Regions from separate parts of the Homo sapiens genome. Here region 2 is linked to region 1. Evidence: read pairs that join two places in POLR2A ChIA-PET (ENCODE). Cell type or tissue: B cell. All regions are shown on one strand. Links, peaks and the distances in the headings refer to the core of each region. The heading gives the core; the rest is flanking DNA.

Evidence for each region. ChIA-PET counts read pairs that join two places held together with the same protein. Peaks named below come from ENCODE experiments on the same cell type or tissue, not always from the same donor. Only the 100,000 strongest peaks of a DNase experiment are listed, where the experiment ranks them.
Region 2: POLR2A ChIA-PET joins it to region 1 with 7 read pairs; 3 of 35 experiments call an interaction of 5 or more read pairs at or near these places.

Annotation. Positions count from the first base shown.
Region 1 is chr3:52,983,545-52,991,428 of GRCh38, reverse strand. All of the region lies in intron 1 of SFMBT1 (Scm like with four mbt domains 1), which reads left to right. Among named protein-coding and RNA genes, the nearest start is that of SFMBT1, 59 kb to the left of the region's middle. In B cell, for the core only: no CTCF peak of the experiment used is centred there; a DNase peak (open chromatin) is centred at 3,308.
Region 2 is chr3:52,672,819-52,680,702 of GRCh38, reverse strand. PBRM1 (polybromo 1) reads left to right here. Exons shown (of 32, transcript NM_001405607.1): 2 at 977-1,129; 3 at 2,106-2,203. The coding sequence starts at 992. Among named protein-coding and RNA genes, the nearest start is that of PBRM1, 9.2 kb to the left of the region's middle. In B cell, for the core only: no CTCF peak of the experiment used is centred there; no DNase peak of the experiment used is centred there.

The sequences.
Region 1 (7,884 bases), core at 1,871-4,370:
AGGTTGCAGTGAGCTGAGATTGTGCCACTGCACTGCAGCCTATGCAATAAGAGCAAAACTCCATCTCAAAAAAAAAAAAAAAAAAAGAAGTTTCAGCATGTGAATTTTGGGTGGGACACAACATTCAAACCACAGCAGGTAGGGAAGAATTCTCTAGAAAAGCACTGTAGGGTAATGGAGAGCTGTTATTTGAGGAAATGTTGGCACATGGGAATGGTGTGTACAACAGAACTGTTGAGGACTGTTGGACTGGGTGTTACTTATTAAAGTTTTCTCTAACTTTTAGAGTCACCAGCCTCAGTTATTCAGTGAAACAAAGAGCAATTTTAAAAAATCATCCAGGCAGCTGGCTTAATGTATGTAAAAATGCAGTGCTAGGTATAGTTGCTGAAGATACTATGCAGACGTTTGCAAATGAGACAGTAATGTGGGTGTAAAGTAGTTATTTGGGAAAAAATGAGCAAACAAAAAATGTTTATATGTTGAACTTCATTACTCATCATTTGAAGTGAAAAAATTATTCTCTTTATACTTCACCCCACTTCATTAATCTCTCTCCAAAATTGCAAGGTTGACATCACCCCATAGTAGTAATGTTTGTTCATTAGGTTTATTTCCTTGTTTTATGCGTAATATCTGAATTCCCAAGGCCAAAACTCCTTAGCTTTGATAATAGTATTTGTTAAAGTTGAGAAAACTTTTCCTTCCTTCCTTCTTTCCATCCATCCTTCTTTCCTTCTTCTCTCCCTCCCTTTCCTCTCTTTCTTGCTCAACTTTTTCTTGATGTTTTCAAAATATTAAGGTGGCTCTTTGAAGTTTAACAGTCCAACAGTCTGAATTTGTTTGACGTTTTGTTAAAGATTCCGAGAAAAGTAGTATTCTGGTGTTTGAATGGCTTATTGATTTTTTTTCTTTAAAGATTGCTTTGAGATGAAATTGAAGTAAACTTAAGACTTTGCATAGTTAGATTTGACATTAAGTCTCTTCAAGCATTTGGTTTTTGTTTCCAAGTGAGGAAGGACTGAGTGTTCTGTCATCTGACTCTGTGTCACAAAATTCCAAACTTGATGTGGCTGAGCCTGTGATACTCTTCAAAATACCATTTTGGAGGAATTTAATGTGAGTTAGACAACTGAGTCGAGTTGTCTTTTATACTTTAATAGAGAATAATACTGCATTTATCTCACATCCTATAAGAGAAAACTGAGGAAAAACCTTTTAATGACTTCGGGTGTATGCTTTGAGTTATTTTTACCTTTATGATGATGTTTTTCCTGAGTGAGTGGTTGTGTTTTGACCAACTAAGCCCATTTATTTTTTGAACATTTTAAATGCAACAATTAAAATGAACAACCCCTCCCAAGAAAAATCCTAAAAGACAACTAGCCTTTGGAATATATCCGAACAGTTTTAGTAGATGGTGCTGGAAATTTTTTCCCTTTGAAGGAGACATTAGTAACCAATTGTCTGCCTTAAGCCTACCTTTTTCGTTGTTAATTTGCAAATAATGAAGTTTTAAATTCTTGTCGGCCTGTTTGGATGACTTCAGACGTCTGTTTCAATGATAGTTTTGTCCAAGGCTGAAAGAAGTTATACATTATGTAAACACTATTTTTTTCTTTTTCTTTTTTTTTTTGAGATGGAGTCTAGCTCTGTCACTAGGCTGGAGTGCAGTGGCGTGACCTTGGCTTACTGCACCCTCTGTCTCCCAGGTTCAAGCAATTCTCCCAGCCTCCCAAGTAGCTGGGACTACAGGCGCGCGCCACCATGCCCAGCTAATTTTTGTATTTTTAGTAGAGACAGCATTTCGCCGTGTTAGCCAGGCTGTTCTCTATCTCCTGACCTCGTGATCTGCCCACTTCAGCCTCCCAAAGTGTTGGTATTACAGGTGTGAGCCACCACACCTGGCCTTATTTTTTTCTTATAAAACATGAACATTAGTAGGAATAGTTTTATGGAAGGCATGTTTCTTTCTTTCTTTCTTTCTTTCTTTTTTTTTTTTTTTTGAGATGGAGTCAGGCTGGAGTGCAGTGGCACAATCTGAGCTCACTGCAAGCTCTGGCTCCCGGGTTCACACACCATTCTCCTGCCTCAGCCTCCCAAAAGGCATGTTTCTTATAACACATGAAAACATGACCATTAGTAGCATAGTATTATTAAGGATTGAAAATTATACCAATAATTTTGTACTAAGCACTGTAAAGTGGAATTGGTAAGTCCTAATCTTAGAAAACTGGCCACCTTTGTAATATTGCATTTAAGTTCACAAAATAATAATTTAGTGGTAGGAAAGAAACCAAATTATTTTTAAGGAAAGAATAGAAAAGTGGAGAAAAGAAATCAGGAAGAGGAATCTTTCTGTTTAACAGGTGTAGAGATTTAACCAAAAATTTCTATATATTTAACATTAGATACTTTTGGTTTTCAGAGAATGTTTACATATGTTAGATTGAAAGGTGTGGGGGTACTGAAATCTATAAAAACAACTATTAAGGTGTGACTAGGGTCTAATACTAACCAAACAGAAGGCTGCCAAGTGTCCTGCTGCGCTTTGGAAATAACAGGTAAGTAAGTAGACTGCTATTCTGCCAGTTAGGGTTTTGGTTTTACATCTTGCATATAAGTCTGTTTAGATTCCTAATTAATTATCATAACCTAGGCTGGTTTTTTTCCTCATGTCCATTTAACTTTTTGTGCCAAATTATTTTACAGATTTAATGTGTTACGTAGTACATCTCTAGTAGTAACCAGAGATTTACTCCTTTTTTGGAAGCACTTACTTTAAAAGCTCCTGAAGAGTTGTTTTGTGTTCTAAATAATTTATACTTTTTCTAAATAACTAATACTTGTTCCTAGTATCATTGTTGTTAAATGTTCAGCATGCCTCTTAGGTATTGGCTCAGTGTTTTGCAGCAGACATTCACCATTGTGTTTCCCCGAGGATACCCTCGCAGCAGCATTACCCTGGAGTTGGGAGGCGTTCTTGAGGGACAGGTTCTTGAGGTGTTCTTGAGGGACTGACCTGTATGGTTGCCTGTCGTGATTTTTGAGGGGTGGTAGCCTATCCAAAAGTTCTCAATATTTATAACTGATAATCTAGTTCTTATAGGGCCTTAAACTTAAAAAAAATTCCAGTGAATTAATTGTACAGCATATGTGTCTATAGTCTAGGCATCTTTAAATTCTAACATAGAGCTTTTAAAAATGCTTGTATGTTTAATGTAACAATACAAAGCAGCAAAATCCCCAGAGCATCCTCTCTTATAATCACGAGTTAAAGTTTGGTGAGTGATTGGACCTCCCAAGGGTCTCTCTAAGTCAACCACTATAACTTCCCCTCAGCTCTCTTCTGGGTTGAGGCAGAGCCTGTTACTCCGTTGGGGAAAGACTTTGTTTTTTATGCTTTCCTGATGATTCTGACATTTTTGATGATGGCTGTTTATTACACTGATTTTTTTAGCCTTTTGGCTAAATTCAGTGTTATTCCATTCTTAATTCAGTGTTATTCCATTCCATTAAAGAATTAATAAGGAAATGTGTTTTAATTTAAAAATGTGTACTGTATCCTTTCATATGAATTAATCTGTTTTAGGGCCCTACTAGAATAAGATTTTAGAAGCTTATAGATGGCAGCATCTGTCTAGGTGCCATCCAGACTCTTGGTTACTCACCATTCTAAGCAGAACAGTATGGAACTTAGAAGTTAAATGAATGAATGAATAAAACAACTTGAGCGCAGATCATCTAGGGCCATCACTCTATGGTATAAGACATACCTCACAATTATCCTTGTATTCTCTGAGCTCCAAGAAAAGCCCCAGAGCCCAGAAACACTAAGGAGCTCAGGCTTGGGATCAGATGAGGGTTCAAATGCTGCCCCTGCTGCTTCCTATCTACAGTCATGCATGGCATGATGGTGTTTCAGTCAATGGTGGCCTGTATATATGACGGTGGTCCCATACAGTTATAATGGAGATGAAAAATTCCTATGGCCTAATGATGATGTAGTAGCCATCCTAAAGTCATAGTGAGATACCTACTCGTGTTTGTTGTGGTACTGGTGTAAATAAACCTGCACTGGCAGTTGTATAAAAGCATAACACATACAGTTATGTACAGTACATAATACTTGATCATAATATATAACTGTGGTTTATTTACTGTACTTTTAAATCATTATTTTAGAGTATATGCCTTTTATTTATTAAAAAAAAATTAACTGTAAGCCAGCCTCAGACAGGTCCTTCAGGAGGTATTCCAGAAGGAGGCACTGTTATCAAGGAGATGGCAGCTCCATGCATGTTATTGCTCCCGAAGATCTTCCAGTGGGACAGGATGTGGAGGTGGAAGACAACGATATTGATGATCCTGGTCGTGTGTAGTCCTAGGCTGTTGTGTTAGTTTTTAACAAAAAGTTTTAACAAGTAAATAAAAAGTTAATAGAAAAAAGTTATAGAATAAGGATATAAAGAAAAAATATATATATTTTGAGATGGAGTCTCACTCTTTCGCCCAGACTGGAGAGCAGTGGCACGATCTCGGCTCACTGCAACCTCCACCTCCCGGGTTCAAGCGATTCTCCTGCCTCAGCCTCCTGAGTAGCTGGTATTACAGGCACTCGCCACCACACCCTGCTAATTTTTTTTTTTTTTTTGAGACAGAGTCTTGCTCTGTCACCAGGCTAAAGTGCAGTGGCGCGATCTCGGTTCACTGCAACCTCCACCTCCCAGGTTAAAGCGATTTCCCTGCCTCAACCTCCCGAGTAGCTGGGACTACAGGCACCTGCCACCATGCCTGCCCGACTAAGTTTTTTTTTTGTATTTTTAGTAGAGATGGGATTTTGCCATGTTGGCCAGGCTGGTCTCAAACTCCTGATCTCAGGTCACCTGCCCACCTCGGCTTCCCAAAGTATTGGATTACAGACGTGAGCCATGGCGCCCGACCAAAAAAATATTTTTGTACAGCTATACAGTGTTTGTATTTTAAGCTATGTGTTATTACAAGAAAGTCAAAAAAATTTTAAAAATCAAAAAGTTTATAAAGTTACAGTAAGCTAAGGTTAATTTATTATGGAAGGAAGAAAAGTATTCTTAAAACAAATTTAATGTGGCTTACATGTGCAGTGTTTAGAAAGTCTACAGTAGTATACAGTAATATCCCAGGCCTTCACATTCACTCACCACTGACTGACTCACCCAGAACAACTTCCCAGTCCTGCAAGCTCCATTCATGATAAGTGCCCTATATAAGTGTTCCATTTTTTATCTTTTTTTTTTTTTTTTTCCTGAGACGGAGTCTCACTCTGTCTCCCAGGCTGAAGTGTAGTGGCATGATCTCAGCTCACTGCAACCTCCACCTCCCAGGTTCAAGCAATTCTCCTGCCTCAGCCTCCTGAGTAGCTGGGACTACAGGCGCCCACTACCACACCGAGCTAATTTTTGTATTTTTAGTAGAGACGGGGTTTCACCATGTTGGCCAGGCTGGTCTCAAACTCTTCACCTCAAATGATCTGCCCACCTTGGCCTCCCAAAGTGCTGGGATTACAGGCGTGAGCCACCTCGCCTGGCCTCATTTTTTATCTTTTATGATATATTTTGACTACACCTTTCCTATGTTTAAATATGTTTAGATACACAAATACTTACCATTGTGTTACAGTTGCCTACAGGTTTGTAGCCTAGGGGCAATAGGCTACACCGTATAGCCTAGGTGTATAGTAGGCCGCACCATCTAGGTTTGCGTAAGTATACCCTATGATGTTCGAATAATGACAAAATTGCCAAACAACAAATTTCTCAGAACATATCCTCATTATTAAGCGATGCATGACTGTGTATGAACTGACATGTTAACTTTTCCTCATCTGTAAAATGGAATTATCATTGTATGAGTTAAGCAGAATAGGATTAAATAAAAGATTATTAAAAAATAATAAACACTTAAATATTAAGCTTACCATGTGTTGGACAGTGTTCTGTGTGCCTAATTATTTAGTATACAATACATAAAAAGTGCCAGGCACATACATAGTAGGTACTCAAATAATCTTTTCTTTTTTCTTGATAAATGGTTAACAAGCATTTGTTCTGTTGAGATGAAGTTTCTGATCTGTGACTTGACATGAGAAAGCTGAGAAACAGCAACCATGAAATTACAGAATAATTTCAAGTCTTTTCATAACTGAACATGGTCTTTTCCTATAATCTTTTTATAATACTATTGGAATTGGTATGTTTTGACAGTGCTTGTGTTGGTGAATCAAATAGCTCCTGATTTAATCAGAACAAAGACATACTGTTTCAACATGTGCTCATGTTACTGGCTCCCATAAATAAAGCATTTAATTGATGAAAATGTAATCATATTTGAACTCTGGAAGAGCTACCGTTCCAGCCTATAAGATAATATAAGGATAAAGAATGATTTTAAATGCTTTTGACATATTCTGGTACAGTGAAAGATAATTTCAAAACTGCAATTTAGTCGTCTTGGTATCTGGCAAAGAGGAGGTGCTCAATATCCTGGTACTAATCAGTAATTGCTAAGGAAGCCGGGCTGCGAAGTGGTCATACTTAGCCAACTGTGGACCAGGGATTTATAGGGTGGTCAGCCTGATATTTCCAAACTCATTATAGTATGAATCATTATAGTATGAATAGACACACACACACACACACACACACACACACACACACACACACAGTATTTAGTATAGTATTCAGTATATATTATAATAATATATATTACCTATATTCAATATAGTATTCATTATAGTATGAATTTTTAAAGATTATTTATGCCTGAGATTATTGAAAGACATACATTAAAGAAAGCTAGAAAATTTGTCATTGAAGTGCCTGTATTGGAAAGTATGTGGGTGTTGAAATTGGAATGTTAAAAAACAAGGCAGCATAAATTACTGAATTGCTATGGGGAAATGCCTTCAAGGCTGATTGGTAAACCTAGAGAACGTGAAATGTAAGATGGGATTGAAGCCAACAAGGAGGTTCCCAAGGGGCAAAAAAAAAAAGAATTGGCCCCATTCTTGCTGTCTAAAAAAGTTTTTTATGATGTTCAAATGAAGCATCGTGGGTGAAAAAAAGCTTATAAATTGGAGACACTACACAGATAGTAATTATACTTTTGTTGATTGAAAACATTTTCCTGAAAACTCCAAGAACAAACCTTTAGTGGTGAGGGAAGTAATCATATTGCCCTATTTTGCACTGAAGCTCATCATAATTTTTCTTCCTCAAACCATTCCTACTTCAGACTTCCCTTTTTCCATAAGTGGCAGTTCTATCCTTCCAGTTGCTTAAGCCAGAAACTTCAGTCAGCCCAGATACTGCTCTTTCTCTCATACACCAAATCCATCTTACATCTTCCTCCACATTTTCACTTCTCCTGTCCTAGACCTAGCCACCAACACCTTTCACTTGGATTATTCTGTGGTCTTTTTAGTTGGTCTTCCTGCTTCTGCTCTTGCTTTCTTCTCACATAGCTGCAGAGTGATCCTTTTAAAAGATAAATCAAATTATGTTCCTCCTCTGCTCAGAATCCTTCAATGGCTTCCCCAAAGCCAAAATCTTCACAGCAGCCTGCAAGTTCATATAAAATATGACTCCCTGATAGCTTCCTGAGTTCATCTCCTAGCATCTCTGCTGTGATCATTTTGTTCCAACCACTGTGGCCTCAAATACGCCACACAAGCTCCCACTTCAGAGACTTTGCTCTTTTTGTTTTTCTGCCTTGAATATTCTTCCGCACGTACCCACATGGCTCACTTCCTCATTTCCCTCTGGTGTTGTTTTGTGTTACCTCAACACTAAGGCTTTGATCACTCTGTTAAAAGTAGGACTCCCTGTCCTCCTCCCTTGTTCAGTT
Region 2 (7,884 bases), core at 2,315-4,814, 310 kb after region 1:
CTGGTGACAGAGCGAGACTCCACCTAAAAAAGAAAGAAAGAAAGAAAGAAAAAGGCCTTTCAAATCACAATATACTATTTGATAGTATTGTTAGATTGTATTGCAATATAAGCATTGCAGGACTTTCTTGGGTATATACTATCTGTAGCAGATCATTCAGTGGTTGCATTTCTTGTGTTGTAAATAGAGTTATAGTTAAAATTGTTATAGTTAAATAGAGTACGTGTTATAGTTAGAGTATGTCATATCACTAAAAGGTGATTAGTTTGAATTAACAGAAGAGTTTCAAAGGATAGTTTGTACCTCTGTCTAGGTATAGCAAGTCTCATTAAGTGTTTTCCAGGGATATGTCTTGTGGATCCTGTTTTAATGAATGGAGAACATTCATTTTCAGGGTTTTAATTTTAGAGTACATCTAAAGTGCTAGAAGGTTAATTGTCCTCTGTCCCCTTACCTTTTTGCACTACTCATTTGTCCTGGGCTCTGCTTCTTGCTCTTTTCCACATGATGGCCCACCTAGCAAATGATCATAATTGTAAGGCACATAGAGAAGCAGATGAGGTGCTGACTCCAGAGGTGGATACCTTGGGGCCTCTGTACCCCAGGCCTGCCTGACTGCCTCATGGGCTGAAGGCTTAATACCTTCAGCACACTAATGTACTGCTACATATAGGTTGGGAAACTCTAGGCCAAATTTGGAGCCAGAAGTTGAGTCATTCAAGATTGCTGATATACAAATGAATATGCTTTTGTTGAATTTGTCCCATCAAAATTGGAAGTATAGCATTCTGGTAAGTGAAAGACTAAAACAAGGAAGTCCAGGGCTTAAAAAAAAAAAAAAACTTATAGCTAGTTAAACTACAACACGTTAAAATATCCTCCTAAGTGAGCCAGGAGTTTGGTAGCAGGTGTCCAGCTGAAGACTTGGTGACAGAGTCTATTTAAATGTAAGAACATGGCTGATTATTTCTTATAGAAGAAGTTGGATTCCATGGGTTCCAAGAGAAGAAGAGCTACCTCCCCTTCCAGCAGTGTCAGCGGGGACTTTGATGATGGGCACCATTCTGTGTCAACACCAGGCCCAAGCAGGAAAAGGAGGAGACTTTCCAATCTTCCAACTGTAGATCCTGTGAGTAACTTGGATTACATGGTTTCTGCCTGCTCTTCCCACAATTCCCCTATCTTCCCTTTAATGGTAAAATTGTTACGATGCAAGGCATCTCCACTTTTTTAAGATTCTCTTGATTAATAGTCTTTTCTTTTATGAACATTATGTATTCAGCTAAGTCTTAGAGTAATAGTGTGATCTTATGAATAATTTCAGTATGTTACATCATATATTAATTCAGCAAATAACTGTGTGACTATCATGTGACAAGCACTGTTCTCATGGTTGGGATATAGCCATGTGGAAACAAGCCCATTTTTCACATGGAACTTAGATTCCAGGCGGGGGAAGTAGAATGTAAACAAGTAAACGAATAAAGAATAATGTATCCTTAGCTAGTAATAAGTGCTAAGAAGAAAATTTTGGGTGATTTGGGCTGTTTTGGCCTGAATTCGCTGGAAGAGAGTTCCAGACAGAACCAGTGCAGAGGGGTTGGGTCAGGGATGAGTTTTGTGTGTCTTGGTTACAGAGCAGGGGATGGTCAGGAAGGAGAAGGAAACTGGCAAGCTCCACCCATTCAGAGTATGTAGGGCCCACACAAGCAATGTTTGGAGTTTAGATTTTATTCTCTGTGAAGTGATAAACCCTTCTGTCAGATGGCTTTAAGCAAGAGAGTGATAAACTGATTTAGTTTCAAAGAAGAAAACCCTTCAATTGGATGACTTTAAGCAAGAAAGTGATGAACTGATATAGTTTAGAAGACAAAATCACCAGGAGCATAAATCTGATGAAAGATACCAAAAAGTTAGTCAACTCAGTTGTTTGAAAGGAGACATATTGTCAGCATATTTCAGACTTTAGCATGTTTGGTAATATTGAGAGTCATCATTTTTCTTCTCTACTTGCCTTTTATTGAAGAGTAGAAAATAATTCTTATGTCTACACTGGCTTTCTGTTCACTTTTTTAGTGATTTTTTTCTCCTTTGCTAATGTGTAGATTGCCGTGTGCCATGAACTCTATAATACCATCCGAGACTATAAGGATGAACAGGGCAGACTTCTCTGTGAGCTCTTCATTAGGGCACCAAAGCGAAGGTGAGTTCGAAGCACATCAGTACAGTTGCGGGGGATTTGGTCCAGAGTCCATGTGTATTAAAGTGTTTGGAAATTGAGCTTTTTGTTGGCAGGAATGGCTTAAATGATACTGGGGTCCAATTTTAGTCTTTAGTCTTTAGTAATCAAGCTGTAGTGAAGCTTTTTTTAAATTAAAAATCTGTTGAGCCAGGCACAGTAACATGCACCTATAATCCCAGCTACTTGATTTTTTGAGCCAGGCACAGGAGCATGCACTTGTAATCCCAGCTACATGGGAGACTAAGGCAAGAGAATTGCTTGATCCAAGGAGTATGACACCAGCCTGGGCAACATAATGAGACCCCGTCTCTTAAAAACAAAAACAAAAAAAATGACCTATGCGGAAAGATCTCTTGAGGCCAAGAATTTGAGACCAGCCTGGGCAACATAGTGAGACCCATCTCTACAAAAAATTTTTTGAAAAATTAGCCAGGTGTGGTGGTGCTCACCTATAGACCCAGCTACTAGGGAGGCTGGGGTGGTAGGATTGTTTGAGCCTGGGAATTTGAGGCTGCAGTAAGCCATGAGTGTCACTGCACTCCAACCTGGGTGATGGAGCAAGAGCTTGCCTAAAAATAAATATTTAAAAAAGAGTACTGACCAGGCACAGTGGCTCACGCCTGTAATCCCACCACTTTGGGAGGTCTATAGGTGGGCAAATCACCTGAGGCCAGGAGTTCGAGACCAGCCTGGCCAACATGGCAAAACCCTGTCTCTACTAAAAAATACAAAAATTAGCCAGGTGCAAGGCTGGGCGCAATGGCTCATTCCTGTAATCCTAGCACTTTGGGAGGCGAAGGCGGGTGGATCAGCTGAGGTCAGCAGTTTGAGACCAGCCTGGCCAACGTGGTGAAACCCCGTCTCTACTAAAAATACAAAAATTAGCCAGGCTTGGTGGTGGGCGCCTGTAATCCCAGCTACTTGGGAGACTGAGGCAGGAGAATCACTTGAACCCGGGAGGTGGAGGTTGCAGTGAGCCGAGATCGTACCGTTGCACTCCAGCCTTGGTGACAAGAGTGAAACTCCATCTCAAAAAAAAAAAAAAAAAAAAAGCCGAGCATGGTGGTGGGGCGCCTGTAATCCCAGCTACTTGGGAGGCTGAGGCAGGAGAATTGCTTGAACCTGGGAGGCAGAGGTTGCAGTGAGCTGAGATCCCGCCACTGTATTCCAGCCTGGGTGATAGAGCCATTCTGTAGGTTGCCTTTTCATTTTGTACGGTGTCCTTAGATGTACAAAAGGTTTTAATTTTCATGAAGTTTATGTTGTCTTTTTCTCTTGTTGCCTGTGCCTTTGGTGTCATATCCATGAAATTAATGCCAAATCCAATATCATGAAGCTTTTCCCCTATGTTTTTGTATTAATCAGGGTTCTCTTGGACAGGACTAGGCTGCAAATTTTCCAAACTTTTATGCTCTGCTTCCCTTATAAAACTGAATGCCTTAAACAGTACCCAACTCACCTCTTGAATGCTTTGCTGCTTAGAAGTTTCTTCTGCCAGATACCCTAAATCATCTTTCTCAAGTTCAAACTTCCACAGATCTCTAGAGCAGGGGCGAAATGCCCCAGTCTCTTTGCTAAAACATAACAAAAGTCACCTTTACTCCAATTCCCAGCAAGTTCCTCATCTCCATCTGAGACCACCTCAGCCTGGACCTTATTGTCCGTATTGTTATCAGGCTTTTGGTCAAAGCCATTCAAGTCTCTAGGAAGTTCCAAACTCCCACATTTTCCTGTCTTCTTCTGAGCCCTCCAAACTGTTGCATCCTCTGCCTGTTATCCAGTTCCAAAGTCGCTTCCACATTTTCGGGTATCTTTTCAGCAGCGCCCAACTCTACTGGTATCAATTTACTGTATCAGTTGGTTTTCACACTGCTGATAAAGACATACCCGAGACTGGGAAGAAAAAGAGGTTTAACTGAACTTACAGTTCCATATGGCTGGGGAGGCCTCAGAATCATGGTGGGAGGTGAAAGGCACTTCTTACATCAGTGGCAAGAGAAAAATAAGCAAGAAGCAAAAGTGGGAACCCCTAATAAACCCATCAGATCTCATGCAACTTAATCACTATCACGAGAATAGCACGGGAAAGACTGGCCTCCATGATTCAGTTACCTCCCTCTGGGTCCCTCCCACAACATGTGGGAATTCTAGGAGATAACAATTCAAGCTGAGATTTGAATGGGGATACAGCCAAACTGTATTGGTTTTCCTCTAAGAGTTTTATAGTTTTAGCTCTTACATTTAGGCCTTTGATCCATTTTGAATTTTTATAAGTAGTGTTTAGGTAAGGATCCCGCTTCATTCATTATTTTTTTTTTTTTTTTTTTTTTTTTTTTTTTTTTTTTTGAGACGGAGTCTCGCTCTGTCGCCCAGGCTGGAGTGCAGTGGCGGGATCTCGGCTCACTGCAAGCTCCGCCTCCCGGGTTCACGCCATTCTCCCGCCTCAGCCTCCCAAGTAGCTGGGACTACAGGCGCCCGCCACTACGCCCGGCTAATTTTTTGTATTTTTAGTAGAGACGGGGTTTCACCATTTTAGCCGGGATGGTCTCGATCTCCTGACCTCGTGATCCGCCCGCCTCGGCCTCCCAAAGTGCTGGGATTACAGGCGTGAGCCACCGCGCCCGGCCCCCGCTTCATTCTTTATATGTGTGTATCCAGTTTTCCCGGTATCGTTTGTTGAAAAGACTGTGCTTTTCTCATTGAATGGTTTTGGCGCCTTTGTCAAAATTTGCTTGACCGTGTATGTGAGGGTCGTTTCTAGGCTCCATTCTATTCCATTGGTCCCTGTGTCTGTTTTTATACCAGTAGCACACATTTTGATTACTGTGAACAACATATTCAGTGGCAAAATACTTAAAGCTTTTCCTCTAAGATCACGAACAAGACAGAGATGCCCACTTTCACCACTTCAACACCTTGTTCACTGTGGAATAAATCCCACCTGGTTATGGTATATAATCCTTTTAATATCCTGCTGAATTCAGTTTGCTAATATTTTATTGAGAAATTTTGCATCAGTATTCATAAGGGATATTGATCAGTAGTTTTCTTGTAGTATCTTTGTCTGGCTTTGGTATCAGAGTAATGCTAGCTTCATAGAATAAGTTAGGACGTGACCTCGCCTCTTCAATTTTTTGGAAAAGTTTCATAAGGCTTGGTGTGTTAGTTCTTGAAATGTCTGGTTAGAATTCATCAGTGAAGCTATCAGTCTAGGGATTTTCTTTGTGGGAGATTTTTTATTACTGATTCAGTCTCCTTACTAGTTATAGGTTTACTCAGGCTTTGTATGTCTTTAGTAGGTTGTGTGTTTCTAGGAAATTATCCATTTCTTCTAGTTTATCTAATTTGTTGGCATACATGTTTTCCTAGAACTCTCATAATCCTTTTTATTTTTGTGGCATTGGTTGTAATGTCTCCTCTTTATGATTTTAGTTATTTGCATCTCTTTTCTCCCTTACTTCTTCCCTCCCTCCCTCCTCCTTTCTGTCTTTTTTTGAGACAGGATCTTGCTTTGGCACCCAGGCTGGAGTGCAGTGGCAATCACAGTTCAGTGCAGACTCAACCTCCCGGACTCAAGCAGTCCTCTCACCTGATGCTACCATACCTGGCTAATATATATGTTATATATACGTGTGTATGTATATAGTAAACACATAAAATATATATATTGTATATATAACGTATTTTTTATTTATATATGTAAAAATATGCTGGATTCTTACCTAACGCTACATACATATTAAAAAATAACGTATGTAATGTTAGGTAAGGAGATATATGTGTGTGTGTGTGTGTATATATATATATATATATATATTTTTTTTTTTTTTTTTGGTAGAGACAGGGTTTCCCTGTGTTGCCCAGGCTGGTCTCAAACTCCTGGGCTCAAGTGATCCTCCTACCTTGGCCTCCCGAAGTGCTAGGATCACAAGTGTGAGCCACCACACCCAGCCTCTCTCTCTCTTTTTTTTTTTTTTTTTTGAGATGGAGTTTCGCACCAGGCTGGAGTGCAGTGGTGCGATCTCGATTGTGGCTCACCACAACCTCCGTTTCCCAGGTTCAAGCGATTCTCCTGCCCCAGCTTCCCGAGTAGCTGGGATTACAGGCATGGGCCACCACGCCCAGCTAATTTTGTATTTTTAGTAGAGACAGGGTTTCTCTATGTTGGTCAGGCTGGTCTCAAACTCCCGACCTTAGGTGATCCGCCTACCTTGGCCTTCCAAAGTGCTGGCATTACAGGCGTGAGCCACCGTGCTCAGCTCTTTCTTTCTTAGTTAATCTAGCTAAGTGTTTACCAATTTTGTTGATCTTTTAAAAAAACCAACTGTTTAATTTTTAAAATTGTTTTTCTATTCTCTAATTTCGTTTATCTGCATTCTATATATATATCTATATATATATTTTTTTTTTGAGACAGTGTCTTGCTCTGTTGCCCAGGCTGGAGTGCAGTGGCGTGATCATGGCTTATTGCAGCCTCTGCCTTCCAGGTTCAAGTGATTCTTATGCTTCAGCCTCCCAAGTAGCTGGGATTACAGGCGTGTGCCACCATGCCTGGCTAATTTTTGTATTTTTAGTAGAGATAGGGTTTCACTTTGTTGCCCAGGCTGGTCTTAAACTCTTGACCTCAAGTGATCTGTCCACCTCATCCTCCCAAAGTGCTGGGATTATAGGCATGAACTACTGCACTGGCCCTCCTTTCTATTTATTATCTACTGCTAGCTTTGGGTTTAGTTTGCTCTTCTTTTCTCTAATTCCTTGAGAAAGAAGCTTTTTTTTTTTTTTTTTTTTTGAGATGGAGTCCCACTCTGTTGCCCAGGCTGGAGTGCAGTGGCACAGTCTTGGCTCACTGCAACTTCCACCTCCTGGGTTCAAGCAATTGTCCTGCCTCAGCCTCCCGAGTAGCTGGGATTACAGGCATACACCACTATGCCTGGCTAATTTTTTTTGTACTTTTAGTAGAGACGGAGTTTTGCCATATTGGCCAGGCAGGTCTCGAACTCCTGACCTCAGGTGATCCACCCGCCTCAGCCTCCCAAAGTGCTGGGATTACAGGCATGAGCCACTGCACCTGGCCGAGAGTGAAGCATGTTTTTTAAATTATTTAATTTTTTTGTTTCATTTTGTTTTTTAACACCTGGTTCACATAGGCAGTATAAAAATTAATAGTTCTTATGGCTGGGCGCGGTGGCTCATGCCTGTAATCCCATCACTTTGGGAGGCTGAGGCGGGTGGATCACTTGAGGTCAGGAGTTCGAGACCAGCCTGGCCAACATAGTGAAACCCTGTCTCTACTAAAAATGCAAAAATTAGCCGGGCGTGGTGGTGGGTGCCTGTAATCCCAGCCACTTGGGAGGCTGAGGTGGGAGAATTGCTTGAACCCGGGAGGCGGAGGTTGCAGTGAGCTGAGATTGCACCATTGCACTCCAGCCTGGACAATAAGAGCAAAACTCCGTCTCAAAAAAATTAAAAATTAATAAAAAAAATTAATAGCTCTTAAGACTGTATTGAAGTTGTCACAGTGATAGTTAAAAGGGATCAGTTTTTTAAATTACACAGAGAGGCATCTTGCACACAACTTCCTATGGAAGGTATGTTCCCCTAACTAGAACATCTTTCCTCTCTTGCTGTCAAAATATAATCAC